Linked DNA regions of Mus musculus: region 1 is linked to region 2. The links are chromatin loops, found by intact Hi-C in ENCODE. Cell type or tissue: heart. All regions are shown on one strand. Links, peaks and the distances in the headings refer to the core of each region. The heading gives the core; the rest is flanking DNA. Region 1 overlaps Gm41262 (a long non-coding RNA gene). Region 2 overlaps Wdr70 (WD repeat domain 70).

Region 1 (8,338 bases), core at 261-8,260, 580 kb after region 2:
GAGCTCAAGTTATTTAAAACTTTTCCACTTTTGCACGCCTTTAATCCCAATCCCAGCACTCGGGAGGCAGAGGCAGGCAAAAAAAAAAAAAAAAAAAAAAAACAAACAAAAAAAAACCAAAACCAAAAAAAACCCCAAAAAACAACTTTTCCAACCTCTCCCCTCTTCGCAGGACAGCTATTTGTCTCATTGAGAACAGTAACTAATAAGTGATTAAAGTGCAGGAAAATGTAAGAATAGAGGCCTTGCTTCTTCCCAGTCCACCTGCATCCTCCCTATTTGTGTGTGTAGGGGTTAGTGAGGGGAGAATAAAGCCTACTCTCTCAGCATTCCCCCCCCCCCCCCGTAGTCCACGCTGGGGACTGACCCCAGAGCCTTTCATACACCAGGCAAGTGCTTCGCCTCTGAGGAATGTCCCCGGCTACTTTGTGTTTTGAGACAGGGTTTCACTAAGTTACCAGGCCAGTTGAGAACTCTGTAGCGTGAACCTATAATCCTCCTGCCTCAGCATGCTGAGTAGCTGAAGTTACAGGCACTAGGTCCAGGATATTTGCCTAAATTTAGGTGAATGGTGCGAAGAAGCCTAGGAAAGCTTACCCACCACACTAAAATGAGAAACGCCCCTAATGGTAGCAGGAGGGGTCCTGAGCCATTCTTCAGGGTAGCTGGGGAGTCATAATTCATGACTTCCTGGGTATTTGGCGTGTCTCTGGGGGATGATTATAGCTGTCACCTCAAAAACTGCTTGTACAATATGGAGCACAGGTGCACAGCCACAGGTCCCACGAGGCATCCTGTGTCCTTCCGGTCCTCACAAGCCACCAGCTCTTTACTGTCTTCTCTGCTGACTTGCAATCTTCTGAGATGAACTTTTCAAGCTGGTTTCCAGGGGGAACAGCACTTTGTAGGACCCAGAGAGGCAGACAGCTGGCCCTGAGTCCTGGTCTGAATGCTCGCTCCTCCTGCTCCCTGTGTGTGGGTGACATAGACTCCCCAGTCCCAGGCACTGAAAATCTGCTATGTGAATGTTGGCTCCGTGGGCCGACAGTGAGGGAAGCTGATGGCCAGGGACCGGTGTCTTGCATTCCCCTGGATGTGATGACTCCCCTCTGGCCTCTGGCCTGACCTCTAGGTCCTGGGTGCTGGCCCAGTTTTATGGCCCTGGGCTTCTTTTTATCTCTTCGGGAAGTCAACGTTTTGGTTGGGAAGTTTTTCAATTTCCTCCTGGCCTAGACTAAACTGCTCAGATTTCCAAGGACGCAAAAGTCCCTTCTCCTCCCATCTCCTCTGGGCACTGAAACCGCAGGAGGAGCCCCACTCAGCCTGCAGACTGCAGACAGGCCTCGGGACCTGCTCCACAAAATCAGCAGAAGAGGCAGGACCTCCAGATACAAGTGGGCTGCTCGTCCTGGGGTCATACCACTGATTCTTCATACGAAAGGGCCTCTCTGTAGTGTAGTGTGTGTGGGGACAGGTGCAGAGATTCTTGACCATGGATGGCCACTGACCGTCTCCCCTGGGTGGGCCCTACACAGCAATCAATAGTTGTCCTGGGCCCCAGCCTCTCAGGATAAGGCTCAGGAACTATTGCTTTCACCTTGTAGCCCAAGTAATTCTGTGTACCCTGGAGTTTCTTTCCACAGGCATAGGCGCTAAGCAATTGGCTGAGTAGGAGGAAGAGAATCTTTGTCCTCTGGTCTGCAAGTGCTGCTAGAACTCTACAGCCTCATCCTTAAGGAAAGAATCTCAACCTAGGCCACCAATGTCACACACACTGCAGGGCCCATACCACTAATATTGTCCCCTACTGCCCTGTTTCTTAACCAAGTTTCTTATCCAATGGCAAGTGCATCTTGACTTCTCTTCCTTCCTTCCTTCCTTCCTTCCTTCCTTCCTTCCTTCCTTCCTTCCTTCCTTCCTTCCTTTTCCTCCACATTCCCTCTCAACTCTCATACTCACCCTCCTAAGCCGTTTTCCCTCTTAGCCTGGTCCCGTCATGATGTCATTTGCAAGTCAGGAAGAGCAGTAAAGTCAAGCCATCTCTTTTATACCTTCCGTGTTGATGACCCCTTTATCCTGAAAGGCTTCGCCCACTTTCTATCCCAGCATAGCTTCACCCACCACTGAAGTACAGCCAGCGGCTCGGGAGGACGAGCGGCAGCTGTTGCTCTGTTTCGGGCAGGAAGTGAAGAAGAACCTGATATTCAATTAATACAGCAGGGGGAGTCCAAAGGGACAGCGGGGTCTAATGGAGGCCGACGGCTTGGGAGGGCAGCCGCCTCGGTTCCATTCCCGTCGCCGCCCCGACACCAGCCAGTGGGGGTGACCTTGGGTCTGTCACTAAAAGTGTCTGGGCCTTCGTTTCATCTGAAAAATGGCAGTGATGATACCTGTGTCCTCGCTGGAATAGTGACGAGGATTAGGGAGATTAGAAAAACACACGGGGCTCTTTGATCCCTTCAAAGTGGGCAGTGGAGGATGGGTAGAAGCAGAAAGCCATCCTTGGCTGGTGAAACTGGCTGCCAGTTGCAGGGTATGATGGGAAGTGTAACAAAGTTGTCAGCCCTGAGATTCCTATCCTGCAGCCTGTGAGTCTCTCTGAAGCCCCCCTGTCCCATACAGCCTGCGGAGAGCCAGGTCCAAGTACCAGGCATGACATACACAATCAGTAGCAGACTCCAGCCTTGCCACGGCCTATGCTGAACTCCTAAGCGGAGAACACATCGCCTAGTTACTGAGCCTTGAGGCCAGGAAAATTTGACAGGAAGGGAGTATAGGTGCAAAGATGGAGAGAACTCAAGGTCAAGATGATTATGGTTGGAGCAGGACAGATAGGGCATGACGGAGAAGCGAACTGGAGCAGCGAGGCCTCCATTACAGATCACGGGATGAAGCATGACATGTCGGTGCTTGTTTCTGAACTGGAGTGAGAGAGCCTCCCAGGCAATGGTGGGCCCTGAGACCCCCAAGAGCAGCATCCTTTCACTGACCTTGGTGTCTGTGAAAGCAGTCATCTTTACCCACACATCCATCATCTTGGGGACAAACGTGGTACTACTCATGGCCCACGGCTAGTCAAGTCGGGCTATCGTTTTTAGTGTTGGATTTCGTGCCAGGCTAGGGAGGGGAGGTGGAAAGAACAACACAGTCCTGGGGCTTGAGGTCGAGTCTCAGCCTCTTCACTTTGATTTGGGGACCTTGAACAGTTAAAGCTCTGGGAAGGCCTGTTTCACCATCTGGAACCTGAGATGGTGCGTCCCTGTCCTTGTACCTGCCAGAGTATCAAGTGAGGGGTTGAGAGAAGTGGCAAGGGGCACTGAGTGTGGGAAAGGGCCGCACAGGGGTGAGGCAGTACAGGCCGAGTTATGCTGCAGTAACAACACAGCCCTGATACTCACTCTTAATTCAGTGTTTCTTCCCTATTCTCCCTGTCTAGTACAGGCCAGACTGGGTGGGGAGGGTGGGCATCGCTGAGCTATTTGTAACCACAGAGGAGCACAGAAATGTGGGCAGCCATCAGCTAACGGGTCAGAGGAGGAAAAACAACGTGCAGTGTGCGTTCAGTTGTATCTCACCAGCCAGCCAGAGTTATTTGGAGGTCAGGTAGGCAAGGATGTGCCATGCTACAATGGAAGGTTAGATAAGATGTGGTTCCTGACCATACACAACTTACTGGCGCTTACTTCAGACTCCTAGCCAGGGGTCTCTGCAGCATCGCTCAAAGAAAGATTTCTCTCCTGCTGTGGACCCCACCCACTCCACCTGCTGGGTACCACTCTCTACTACTGCATTCTCGGTTTTGCTCAGAAGCCAGAACATTAACTGCTGCCTCAGCCACTGCCATGCTGGCTATGTGGTAACCAAGATTTCCTGTTCTTTCTCTGTCTTTCACCCAGAGGAGAGGCGCCCAGGATGCCCTCCCCAACTGCAGCTAATTGCATCCTGCTTGAACACAGTTAAGAAGACTAGCCTTCTGCTCACTTGGAGGTCTTCTTGTGCAAGACCCCTGCTGACCCCTCAGTGGTCCAAGCTCAGGTCTCTGACTACTTCAGGGAAGAAATGAACTAACTCAAGACAGCTTCTGCTTCTTCCTCCCTCCCTCCTCAGAGACACTTCCCTGTCCTCCTTCCTCCTGACCACAGCCACCCCCATCTAAGTAGTTTCTGGCCACCTGGCCTGAGACCCATCCAAGCCTTGACTTCTTCCTTCTTGAGTCATGACACTTCCTTCTTGGATACTTTATCTGGGACTCTGAAACATAAACAAAGACTGATGTAATACTGTAGCCACAAGAACACATACCATACATCACTGTATACTGGGCTCTGTTCTGGATGTACAATGAATACTAATTTGTTACACGTTCGCAGTAAGCCCACATATAAAGTGGATGTTATAACTGTCTCCATTTGAGGTTAACTATAAGTGCAGCCAGTCCACAGCTAGAACATAGAAGAATTGAGCTTCCATCTAAGTCACGTGACAGCAGAGCGCAACCTGAGTTATTCCCACTGTGTGGTGACTTATCCAATGTTTGGGAGAAACTGTTAGAGATGCAAGCAAGAGTTTGTTCTCTGAAGCTTATTTCATGGATGGCAGGAAGAGCCTTCCCAGTGTATTAGGAGGCCGTGGCTGCCCTCTGCTGGTTATTCATGAGCATTGCCACTCGGGCACATTGAGCTGAAAGACAATTCAGAGAAACTGACCAGATATCTTACATGCAATTGGCATATTAACTATTTCCTGCCCCACCCCCACCTCCACCCCCAGTTTGGTGCAGTTTACATTTGGTTGCTTCCACCTCACCGCCTGCGGGTGAGATGGGGGGAACAAAAAGCAGACAGCCAGCTCTTCACCTCCAAGAGCAAGCAAAAGCAAACCACAGTTATGCAACTATCAAATAGCAAGTCTATGTGTTTACTGTCACGGGAATTACTGCACAGTGCTCCATGCCCAAGAAATGTCATCCCAAACAGATGCAAAAGCACATTTTGGTCACTTATAGCTAAATTAGTCTAAAATGCTTTCTAAATTAATCTGGGTATGTTCTTCTCCTGATGGACATTGTGTGCAAGGGGGATACTTACAATTCAGCTGTTTTGAATTAGCTATAAATACTATGCCATTTTTCTTCTTTTTCTTTGATGTAGAAAGATGGAGGTAGCTGTCTCTGATTTTAGTTATCACAGAGCTTGTCCTAAGAAATGGGCCTGGAGGAGCCTGGAGTGCTTAGAGTCGTTAGCACTGGAGACAAGTTGGATATTGCTCAGTACCTCTTCCTGTGGAGAAGGACAGGAAGAAAAAAGGACCATACTCCAGATCAAACTCTAGAGGTTGTTCCCACGGGCTTCTCCGGCCAAAGCCTCGGGTGACCCGAGGAGATTTGGGTCCTTGAGTTTGGTGGGCTTTCAACTCCCTGGCAGAGCCACTTGTAGACCCTAGCTTGTCTAGAGCCCTCTTCTGAAGGAGAGGAAGTTGTGTGCCTACAGGACATAAATCACACTGCCGGCACATCATTTACTAACAGAGCATGTGTGTAATGTTTCACACCCTGCCAGCACGTTCTACTTATACAAATGTGGAAAGTATAAGAACTGTTGATGTGAGGACTTAGAAATGCAGACCCACTTCCAGGACTGCCTGACGATCTACCGCTGAGTGTCCAGCTGTCTGACACATCTACGTGTTTCTTGTCACGGAAATCGCTCTGTGACGCTAGAGACACAAGAAATATCATCTCAAACAGATGCAGAAGCACATTTGGGGTCATTTATAACTGAGGGTGAACTGCTTTCTCAATTAATCCAGGCATTCTCACATCCAGCACTAGAGTAACTTTCTCTTCCATGTTTCCTGGTTCTAATGTGTGACTGAAAGCTGTGGTCTTAGCCCCTGGTGAGGACCAAACCAGGAAACACAAGCAAAAGATAAAAGAGCAGAGAGTTCATTGCTTGCACAGGGAAGGCCCCAGGGCTGATTCACGAAGTTAGTGTCTCTGTAAAGGAAAGAGTTGTTTCTTTAAGTTGGTGGAATATGTATTAAATGATATTGACAGTCCACATTGTGTAGCTGTATAATTCATATAGAAAGACCCATCATCACATAGAGGCGGCACACTACTGAGCATGCTCAGTTCATGTTCCTGTAGCACGGGTTTAAAACTTGGCGAGAGAAACTCCTCTTGGCAGATGATTTAGTGTTCCCGTGAATGAAGAGTAGTCTGGGTCATCTAAAAGCTAACAGACAGACACTGAAAACATGTCTGGTTCCTTGTGAGTTTCTCTGGAAGGGCTTTATCTGAAATAAAAGTAACAAAAGAGGCAACACTGACAAAGTATCAACAGCTATTTAAAAGGGGGAGAAGCCCTAAAATCCGTGACAGACTCTAAACAAACTTGCCTATCTGCTACCCAATTTGATGCCTCAATATGGTGCTCTCCCTAATCCACCTCTGCCCTGCTCTGGGATTCAAATTGTATTCTGTATGACCCGATGTGGCTAATTCTAGCTGGTTATCTCTCAGTACCCCAGACAGCATGTGACCATTTGTGTATTTTCAGCTCAAAACCTCTGAGGTACCTCAGATCTAGTCAGTCACCAGCAGGTCTCGGTTCCATCCTCTTCCTTCCTCTACTGTCTTCACCCTGACATCACAGTGCCGTGGACCAGTACCAATGAGGCACAAGTTCAAATCCCAGTACCAGGGAGACACAAGTTCAAATCCCAGCTCCATTATGCATTACATGAGTGAATGTGGGTATTTTACTTATATCTTCAAATCTTATCTGTGTCGTGGAAACAATTAATATGTATTTCTTTTTTTTAATATTTTTATTACCTATTTTCCTCAATTACATTTCCAATGCTATCTCAAAAGTCCCCCATACCCTCCCCGCCACTTCCCTACCCACCCATTCTCATTTTTTTGGCCCTGGCGTTCCCCTGTACTGGGGCATATACAGTTTGCGTGTCCAATGGGCCTCTCTTTCCAGTGATGGCTGACCAGGCCATCTTTTGATACATATGCAGCTAGAGTCAAGAGCTCCGGGGTACTGGTTAGTTCATAATGTTGTTCCACCTATAGGGTTGCAGATCCCTTCAGCTCCTTGGCTACTTTCTCTAGCTCCTCCATTGGGGGCGCTGTGATCCATCCAATAGCTGACTGTGAGCATCCACTTCTGTGTTTGCTAGGCCCCGGCATAGTCTCACAAGAGACAGCTACATCTGGGTCCTTTCGATAAAATCTTGCTAGTGTATGCAATGGTGTCAGCGTTTGGATGCTGATTATGGGGTGGATCCCTGGATATGGCAGTCTCTAGATGGTCCATCTTTTCGTCTCAGCTCCAAACTTTGTCTCTGTAACTCCTTCCATGGGTGTTTTGTTCCCAATTCTAAGGAGGGGCATAGTGTCCACACTTCAGTCTTCATTCTTCTTGAGTTTCATGTGTTTAGCAAATTGTATCTTATATCTTGGGTATCCTAGGTTTTGGGCTAATATCCACTTATCAGTGAGTACATATTGTGTGAGTTCCTTTGTGATTGGGTTACCTCACTCAGGATGATGCCCTCCAGGTCCATCCATTTGCCTAGGAATTTCATAAATTCATTCTTTTTAATAGCTGAGTAGTACTCCATTGTGTAAATGTACCACATTTTCTGTATCCATTTCTCTGTTGAGGGGCATCTGGGTTCTTTCCAGCTTCTGGCTATTATAAACAAGGCTGCTATGAACATAGTGGAGCATGTGTTCTTCTTACCGGTTGGGACATCTTCTGGATATAGGCCCAGGAGAGATATTGCAGGATCCTCCTGTAGTATTATGTCCAATTTTCTGAGGAACCGCCAGACTGATTTCCAGAGTGGTTGTACAAGCCTGCAATCCCACCAACAATGGAGAAGTGTTCCTCTTTCTCCATATCCTCGCCAGCATCTGCTGTCACCTGAATTTTTGATCTTAGCCATTCTGACTGGTGTGAGGTGGAATCTCAGGGTTGTTTTGATTTGCATTTCCCTGATGATTAAGGATGTTGAACATTTTTTCAGGTGCTTCTCTGCCATTCGGTATTCCTCAGGTGAGAATTCTTTGTTCAGTTCTGAGCCCCATTTTTTAATGGGGTTATTTGATTTTCTGAAGTCCACCTTCTTGAGTTCTTTATTAGATATTGTTGGATATTAGTCCCCTATCTGATTTAGGATAGGTAAAGATCCTTTCCCAATCTGTTGGTGGTCTTTTTGTCTTATTGACGGTGTCTTTTGCCTTGCAGAAGCTTTGGAGTTTCATGAGGTCCCATTTGTCAATTCTCGATCTTACAGCACAAGCCATTGCTGTTCTGTTCAG
Region 2 (8,338 bases), core at 224-8,223:
TATACCCCACTTGATTTCCAGTAAAATGTTGGTTTTAAATGTAAACAATACTTTTAATTCACTCCTAATGTAAATATGGCCTAAGTTTTTTGCTGAAGTGTTAGAAATTGTCTATATTTAGGTACATTCTGCATTGAATTAAATGAAATAATTCTCATACAGCTATTTTTTTGCAATGGTATTTCTATTTGCTGAGTGACTAAAAAGTAATTAGTTATGAAATGAGAGGCAGACTATCGTAGTTTCTTCTTTTAAGTATTACTTATGAAATGAGATGTGGGTTACGATAAATTCCTTTCTAAGTGAGACATTTCAAATGCTCTCCCGGTTCTTAGCACTTATACATGCTTTCTTGCTTAAATTCATTGCCAGATACAGGAAAATCCTATATAATTCAATTGGGAGAAAGCCGCAAATCCATTTGTTGGGCCTTTTAATTGTTTTTGAGTTTTTGTTGGAATGTTTTCACCTCTGAAATAGGTTATGTGTAATACTTCTCAGAAAATATTACATCTTAAAGTAGTATCTTTGTTTTAGAATAAGCTGAAAATCCCCAGCTATTTGTTTATTGGTATTCAGCTCCCCTCTGGTTTCTGAGTGCCTTCTTTAAACTATTGCAGTAATAGACCGTAGCAGCCTCTCGGAGGAAATAGCCCGAACCTTCTGCCTGCACTTCTCTGCTGTCTCAGTGCTTGATCTGTATTTAGTTGTGATAGAATAATTTTCTTACAAGGTTTTCATTTTGGGGAATTGTTATTCTCTGCCTCTGATTGGACTGACCTGGTGGAATAGCATCTGCTTCTTTTTATGGTCATAACCAGCAATCCCAAAGTTTCACTGTAAATGAAAAATTATTTATTCATTCCCACAACTATTCTGTGTTTGCCATGTGTTTTCTGTTTTGTGGCCCGAGGATCCAGAAATGCGAGATACATATATACACTTTAAGACACTATTTTGCAGTTTGGATAGAGAGTGGTCAGGAGGGGCTAGGTAACATTACACTGTCCCATGATGTTAGTGTCTGAAGTAATGAGAGATTGTCATAGGATAGCTTATATGTGCTATTTCTGAACCCATATTCTGAAGTGTTGAGAAATACTTCCAGGAGCCATCTTTCCAGCCCTGCAGGTTAGGTTTTAAACACCATGTAGCCCAGGGTAGCCTTGAATTCAAGATCCTTTAATCTAAGTCTCTCAGTTGCTAGAATCCCAGGCATAACCATCATGGCTAGTTTCTAATGGATGTCTCTGTAATGGACATAGGATGTTAGTGTAATACCCTGTTCTTAAATAAGAGGATTTGATTCAATAATGGCAACTCATAATGCAATGCTTATTGTGTACTCTTACATCTGATGTATGCATCCCTCTCTTCTATCTCTCACTTAATCCCCTCCACACTACAGTCATTTATTTATTAAATTATGGTCATGGTCTCTGCCTCTTGGATCATATGCTTTCTTGAAAGGGGAGGTTAGTATAGTATAACCTCCTGTGTAGTATAACCTCCTGTGTAGTATAACCTCCTGTGTAGTATAACCTCCCTGAATAAATGCTTATTAAAATAAGGACTGACTTAACATTCCACATGGAGGTTTCTATCTGTACTGTTTATGTATTAAATGTATGCATGTGTCTAGAGAGAGAAGAAAGAAATGACCATGTTTTAGTAAGATACAGCCAGAATTTGATATAAATTATTTTTCTATTTTATTATTTATCTGAGAGTAGTAATTTATGAAAAAATACGTTTTAAATTTGTCAGCCAACATGATTGTTATGGTGATTTCTTTTTACTCTGAATTTATTTATTTATTTATTTATTTACTATTAGGTATTTTCTTATTTTACATTTCAAATGCTATCCCAAAAGTCCCCGCCTCCATGTTATGGTGATCTTAATTGTCAGAATATTTTTTAAAGATTTAGTTCTTTGTTTTATGTATATGACTACACTGTAGCTGTATAGATAGTTGTGAGCTATCATGTGGTTGCTGGGAATTGAACTCAGGACCTGGGCTTGCTCCAATCCCGCTCGCTCCAGGCCTGTTCGCTCCAGCCCAAAGATCTATTTATTGTTATATGTAAGTACGCTCTAGCTGTCTTCAGACACACCAGAAGAGGGCGTCAGATCTCATTACAGATGGTTGTGAGCCACCATGTGGTTGTGGGATTTGAACTCAGGACCTCTGAAAAAGCAGTCAGGATTCCAAACTGCTGAGCCATCTCTTCTGCCCTCGCTGTGTTCTCTTTGAGTTTTATTATAGAGATTTTGAAAATTATTCCCACAAAATTATGATAGAAGTGGACTCCCAAATATCAGCCAACCTCCCTAAGCACACCACAGTATGTGTACACAGACACTGGGGACAGGGTGGGGTTGGCTGACATTTGGGAGTTCGCTTTCTTTTTCTTTATGTGTGGTCCTGGAGACCCATCCAGTGTCCCTACCAATGGCGCCATCTCACTGGCCTTTATTGTAAATGTACACTTTTTAAAATTACATTTTACTTGTGTGTGGGGCACGCTTATGCCATGCTATATTGCGGAGGTCAGGGGTCAGCTTGTGGAAGTCAATTCTCTCCCCTGTGAGGCCCAGGGCTAGAGCTCAGGTAGTGAGGCTTGGCCCAGTGCTTTACACACTGAGCTGTCTCACTGGCCTGGATAGAAGCTTTCAGGTTTGCTTTGTTTTGTTTTGTTTTATGTAATTTATAACTTAAAGGAAAAACTAATCCTTAATTTCTCAGACATTATCAGTAGGTACTTGTTCATTGTTTAACATAATAACAACAAGAAATAATTTCATTTAACCTAAAGAATTTCTTGGAGCCAGGAGCAGTGGCTCATGCCTGTGGTTCTAACATTTGGGGTGCAGAGACAGGGAAGGGAAGAGACTGAGGGACTGGGATGTAGCTCAGTGAGTGGTAGAATGCTTGTCTTGGATAGCCCTTGGGCCCAGGGACACACACAGAAGTGTCTTCCCTATAGTGTCTGTGTGGGTCCTCACTTATATCATCTTACTCATTGATGTAATGGGATCTTCTTGTTTCAGAACCCTGTCCAGAGGATTCCTGACTCGCATGAGATAACACTGAGGCATGGCACTAAAACAGTAAGTTTAAAATGTTCTTGTTCTTTTTTTTATTAACAGAGCTTTTCTGGACCAGTCAGCTGATAAGGTATAATACACACACACCACACACACACACACACACACACACACACACACACGCACACACACACACACACAGCCTGAGACCATGCTGCTAAGGTCAACTGATGAAAGCTACAGACATCATGAAAAACTAGAAAGATGATTTTTCACGGTCAATCAAAATAGCAGCACCTTTCATTTTCCTGGGGTCCACTTACTGTCATTGTTATTGTTGGCTTTAAGATCCTCTTTCCTTGGGAAACAGGACCATTATAAAGTGACACATTCAGTTCTGTTTTTAATAGTTTTGGGAAACTTGCCATTGCCTTCAACATTATTGCAGTCAAGAAAGACAACATTCAGTGGAGGTAGATCCAGAACTGTGGGAATTGATCGATGGGAGTCTTAACATAGTGTATTCACTCCACAGGCACTTTTCCCTTGTAAAGATTTGTTTTATACACATCTCTGTTAAATATAATCAGTTTAATGTCATTTTAAATAAAATGAAAATTCTCATTTCTAGTGTTTAGTGTCAATGTACATAAATGTTACATTAAAATATACTTTGTGGTTTTCAATAGATTTTGAGTCTAAACGGTCTTGACAGATTTTTAGAAGTAGGCGCATTCTCCCAAATAGCTGAGAACTGTTGTTGTTATTTTCTTATTAACATTGCTTAAAAATCCTGTGGGGCTGGGGAGATGCTTCAGTGGCCCTGGGTTCAACCCTCTTCCCTACACAGCAACTCAGCAACTCACATCCTTCTGATACTCTAGTGCCAGTCCTGCAACTGCGGACCCACCCTCCCAGCCCCAGATAGTAGATTCTTTCTTTCAATCCCAGTATTAGGAATTCTTTCTTTTTTGCTTATTTAGTCTAATAAAGGTTTCTTATTTTCTTTGAAAAATTCACAGAACCAACTGTTCTAGCTCTGTGACCTTTTCATTTTTTTTTCTTTCTTTTTTTTGTTTTTTTTTTTTGTTTTTTTTTTTCTGAGGTAAGGTTTCTCTGTGTAGCCCTGGCTGTCCTGGAACTCACTTTGTAGACCAGACTGTCTGTGACCTTTTCTGTGTGTGCAAACTTCTTGTGTTTCACTTTCCACTCTGAACTTTCGGCTTCCCTTTTATGCTTCCGTTGCTTTTGATAGTTTTTAAGAGTGGAAGGTTAGGCTATTGCTTTTAGATTTTCTCCTTTTCCACTGTTTATAAGTATATCAAACTCATACATTTCTCTATAAGCATATCTATCTTTGCATATTTCTTCAATGAACTGCTCATAGTGATAGTTAAAATTGATGTTTTGGCCATCTAACAAAAAGACTGAACTATTTTTATTTATTTATTTATTTATTTATTTATTAATTATATGTAAGTACACTTTAGCTGTCTTCAGACACTCCAGAAGAGGGCGCCAGATCTTGTTACAGATGGTTGTGAGCCACCATGTGGTTGCTGGGATTTGAACTCTGGACCTTCGGAAGAGCAGTCGGGTGCTCTTACCCACTGAGCCATCTCACCAGCCCAAGACTGAACTATTTAAAAGTAGAAATTTTGTAGTGGTTCCTTTTAAATTTTGAAGGAAAATATAAAATCAATGATTTAATTTGAGTTAAAAAATTTTTTTATTAAATTTCCCTTGGGGCATGATTTTATAACCAATTTAAATTAAAACAGTATTTAAAATACTTCGCTTTAATCACAAGAAAAAACTGTCAAATATTCAAGCACTTATACAGTTAGTTGGATGCCAGGTCAAATAAATTGCCTAATTCTAGATTCACATGTGAAGCTCAAGACTGAGAAAATGATGAATGTCCTTTAAAGAGCGAGGGAGAGAGCTGAAGTTGAAGATGCTAGAGCCTGTTCTCAGGCTGGGTTGAAAGAAACATATATGAATACACTAGCAATAGTAAAGAAAGGGGCCATGAGTCTGAAGGGGAGTAGGAAGCAAGATATGGGAGGTTTGGAGGGAGGAAAGGGGAGGGAGAAAAGTATGGCCTGGGGGAGAAAGCTAAAACAGAAAGCCTAAATTACTTTGTGTCCTGGTCAGACAGAATACTCTAGACCATCATTCCGAATAGTTTGATACCTGTTTCTACATTTTATGATAATTAAATTAAAAAATAATTATTTCTTCAATAATATGTTTATAGTAAGTATCTGTTGAATTATACTGACATATCTGTGATTAAAATACACTGAAAAATTAGTTAAACTTTCTGTCTTTTTTAACTCTTGGAAACCCAGGGTTTGAGAATTAAATTTAATCTGTGGGAAGACACAGTCTCTAACTGGGGCAGATTATTTTGTCCGCACTGAATTCTGTGTTCTGTCTTACAGACTTTCGTATCCTTGGTTATTTGGAATAATGCTTTAATATTTTAGTGAAGTTTATAAGCATCGGCAGTGACCCTGCTGTCTGAATGCTCGCCCTGAAAGCATCCTTTTGAAGCCAAGCTGAGAATGCATGCTTATAACCCTGGCACAGCGGAGGCAGGGCCGGAGGAACATCTCAGGTTGAGTTCCAATAGGTCTACCTATTGAAACATTGCTTAAAACAAAACAAAAAACTAAGTACCCCCGAAAAACTGTCCCCAATCCCCAAAATGGCTCCTTTAGAACAAGACCACCACGGTTACCTTGAAAAATATCAAGAACAAACTCTATCATCTTGTTGTTTTGCCCTGGAGTGTGTTATCTTTTTGCTTTTAGTAGCACAGTAAACTTAAAGATTTACTTTGTTGTTCTTTTGTGATAGAGGAAGAAATATCTCATATTTGTTGCCCTGTCTTATTGTTTGAATTATGTATAAGGCCGGCCTGCCTTCCTCCCTTTCTCACTCTCTCCCTCTGCTCCTCCCTCCTTCCCTCCCTCCCTCTCCTCCTCCCTTCCTCCCTCCCTCTCTCCCTTCCTTTCTTCTTTTTAAAGACAGCATCTCACTATGTAACTCTGACTATCCAGGAACTCAGAGATCCACCTGCCTCTGCCTCCCGAGTACTGGGATTAAAGGCATGTGCTACCATACCCAACTGACTTACATAAAATTTTCATGTTTCATGTGTGTGTGTGTGTGTGTGTACACTGGTTCACATGTGCAGGTGTACATATGTGTGTGTGCACATAGAAGCCTGGGACAGACAGTAAATGTCTTCCTCAGGTGCTCTTTATCTTCCTTTACTAAGCTGGAGCCCATTGATTTGGCTGGCGTGGTTGGCCAGTAAATTCCAGGAATCTGCTTTCCTCCAACACACACACACACACACACACACACACACACACACACACACACACACACACACACACACACACACAACAAACAGCAACACCACACACACATAGATAACAATATCTTTATTTCAAGATAAGTAGTATAATAAAGTGAAGTAATCTGCAGGCTGTAACTCATTACCATTCATTTTCAGAAGTAGCACCAGCTGCTGGTCCACATCTGCTGTGCCTTTCTCACAGTGGTGCTGGAGGCTAGAAGTGGGCTTTGTCTACCCCTTTCCTCTGTGAGCTTGCATCTGTTTGTTTTGAACAGGTTTCTGCTCTGGGTCTGGACCCCTCAGGTGCCCGTTTGGTCACTGGAGGATATGATTACGATGTTAAATTTTGGGATTTTGCTGGAATGGATGCTTCTTTCAAGGCATTTCGATCCCTTCAACCTTGTGAATGGTATGTATTTACTTAACAGCTCCATGGTTAGCTTTTGGCTTTTATATTTGGAGGTAATGCTGTTGTCATTTGAACTCAGTCTACAATGAATAATATTGAACTTATATAAATTATATAACTATTAAATGAAAATAAACCATACATCTCTTTTCCTTAGCTTCATTGACACGTATGTCACATACATATGTGACACACATATAAAACACATCTTTTATGCATTATACAAACTATATATACATCTATTATTTCCATGTATATGTTCATGTGTTATGTGTGTAGGTGCATGTGCCAGTGTACACGTGAAGAATGAGGGCAGCTTGCAGGAGCTGTTTCTCTCCTTTTGTCACAGGGGCCCTGGGGATCTAGCACAGAGCTTCAGGTTTGGCCATAGGCCGCTTTCCCCACTGAGCCCTCTCCTGGCCCTTGACCTTTGTTTTCAAGGCATTTTCTACCAGTTGTTTGGTTTTTAAAAATACATCTATTTAGAACTCAGTCCTTCCTTGCTTTACTTTAAAATATTCCAGCAAATAAGGCTTGGTAATGTGGTGTTTTTGTTGTTTTTTTGAGACACGGTCTTTCCATGTAGTCCTGGCTGTCTTTGGAACTCACAGTGTAGATCAGATTGGTCTTAAACTCATAGAATTGCCCCTGCCTTTGCTTCCTGAATGCTGAGATTGAAGACACATGCCACCACAATTGGCTTATAATGTGTTTTTGTTTATGGTACACACTCAGTCCTTATCCAAGCAGTGGTCCATGTCACTTTCCTGTATGGTCAGTTAGCGTTGCACTAAAAAGGCTTGACAAGGTGCGTCCGATAGCAGCCTTTTCTGTTTCTGCCCATATATGGGCGTCGCACATGCTGCTCCTTGTGGTATCCTTTTACTCCTTTGTCTCCTCCCCAGTACAGTCAGAGAAGAGTAAAGACTTGATTAGGCTTTATACTGTACTGATAGGTTCCTACATTAAGCGAATATTGCTGATACTAATGAAGGAATCACTTCACTGTGAAGTGAATTTATATATATATATATATATATATATGTGTGTGTATGTATGTATGTATATGTGTATGTATGTATGTATGTATATGTGTATGTATGTATGTATATACATACTTAACAGGACCTTTGTGGAGAAATAACTTGGTAATATGTAATACATAATAGTGATGAACTTGCTGGGTATGGTGGCGCATGCCTTTAATCCCAGCACTTGGGAGGCAGAGGCATGTGGATCTCTGAGTTCAAGGCCAGCCTGGTCTACAGAGTGAGTTCCAGGACAGCCAGGGCTATACAGAGAAACCCTGTCTCGAAAAACCAAAAAAAAAAAAAAGTGATGAACTTATTACCTATTCATGTTTGCTACATAGATTATTGATCTCATTGAGGCTTATATATTGGTGGTTGTTGGTATACATTTAGGCTACTTTATTGGTTCTTATATCTACCATCCTTTCCCCCGACTCTACCCCCCCATCCCTTCCAACCCCCAACTCCAGGTGG

The links. Peaks named below come from ENCODE experiments on the same cell type or tissue, not always from the same donor. Only the 100,000 strongest peaks of a DNase experiment are listed, where the experiment ranks them.
Region 1: a loop joins it to region 2, with 5 times the contacts of the local background. A loop is called at or near these places in 12 of 42 quality-filtered maps.

What each region holds. Positions count from the first base shown.
Region 1 is chr15:7,456,598-7,464,935 of GRCm38, reverse strand. The region is part of intron 2 of Gm41262 (a long non-coding RNA gene); the gene reads left to right. Among named protein-coding and RNA genes, the nearest start is that of Gm41262, 7.5 kb to the left of the region's middle. In heart, for the core only: a CTCF peak has its summit at 4,650 (motif pointing left); no DNase peak of the experiment used is centred there; H3K27me3 peaks cover 2,883 bases.
Region 2 is chr15:8,041,206-8,049,543 of GRCm38, reverse strand. It overlaps Wdr70 (WD repeat domain 70), which reads left to right. Exons shown (of 18, transcript NM_001081402.1): 6 at 3,055-3,114; 7 at 6,700-6,833. Among named protein-coding and RNA genes, the nearest start is that of Wdr70, 54 kb to the left of the region's middle. In heart, for the core only: a CTCF peak has its summit at 4,554 (motif pointing right); no DNase peak of the experiment used is centred there.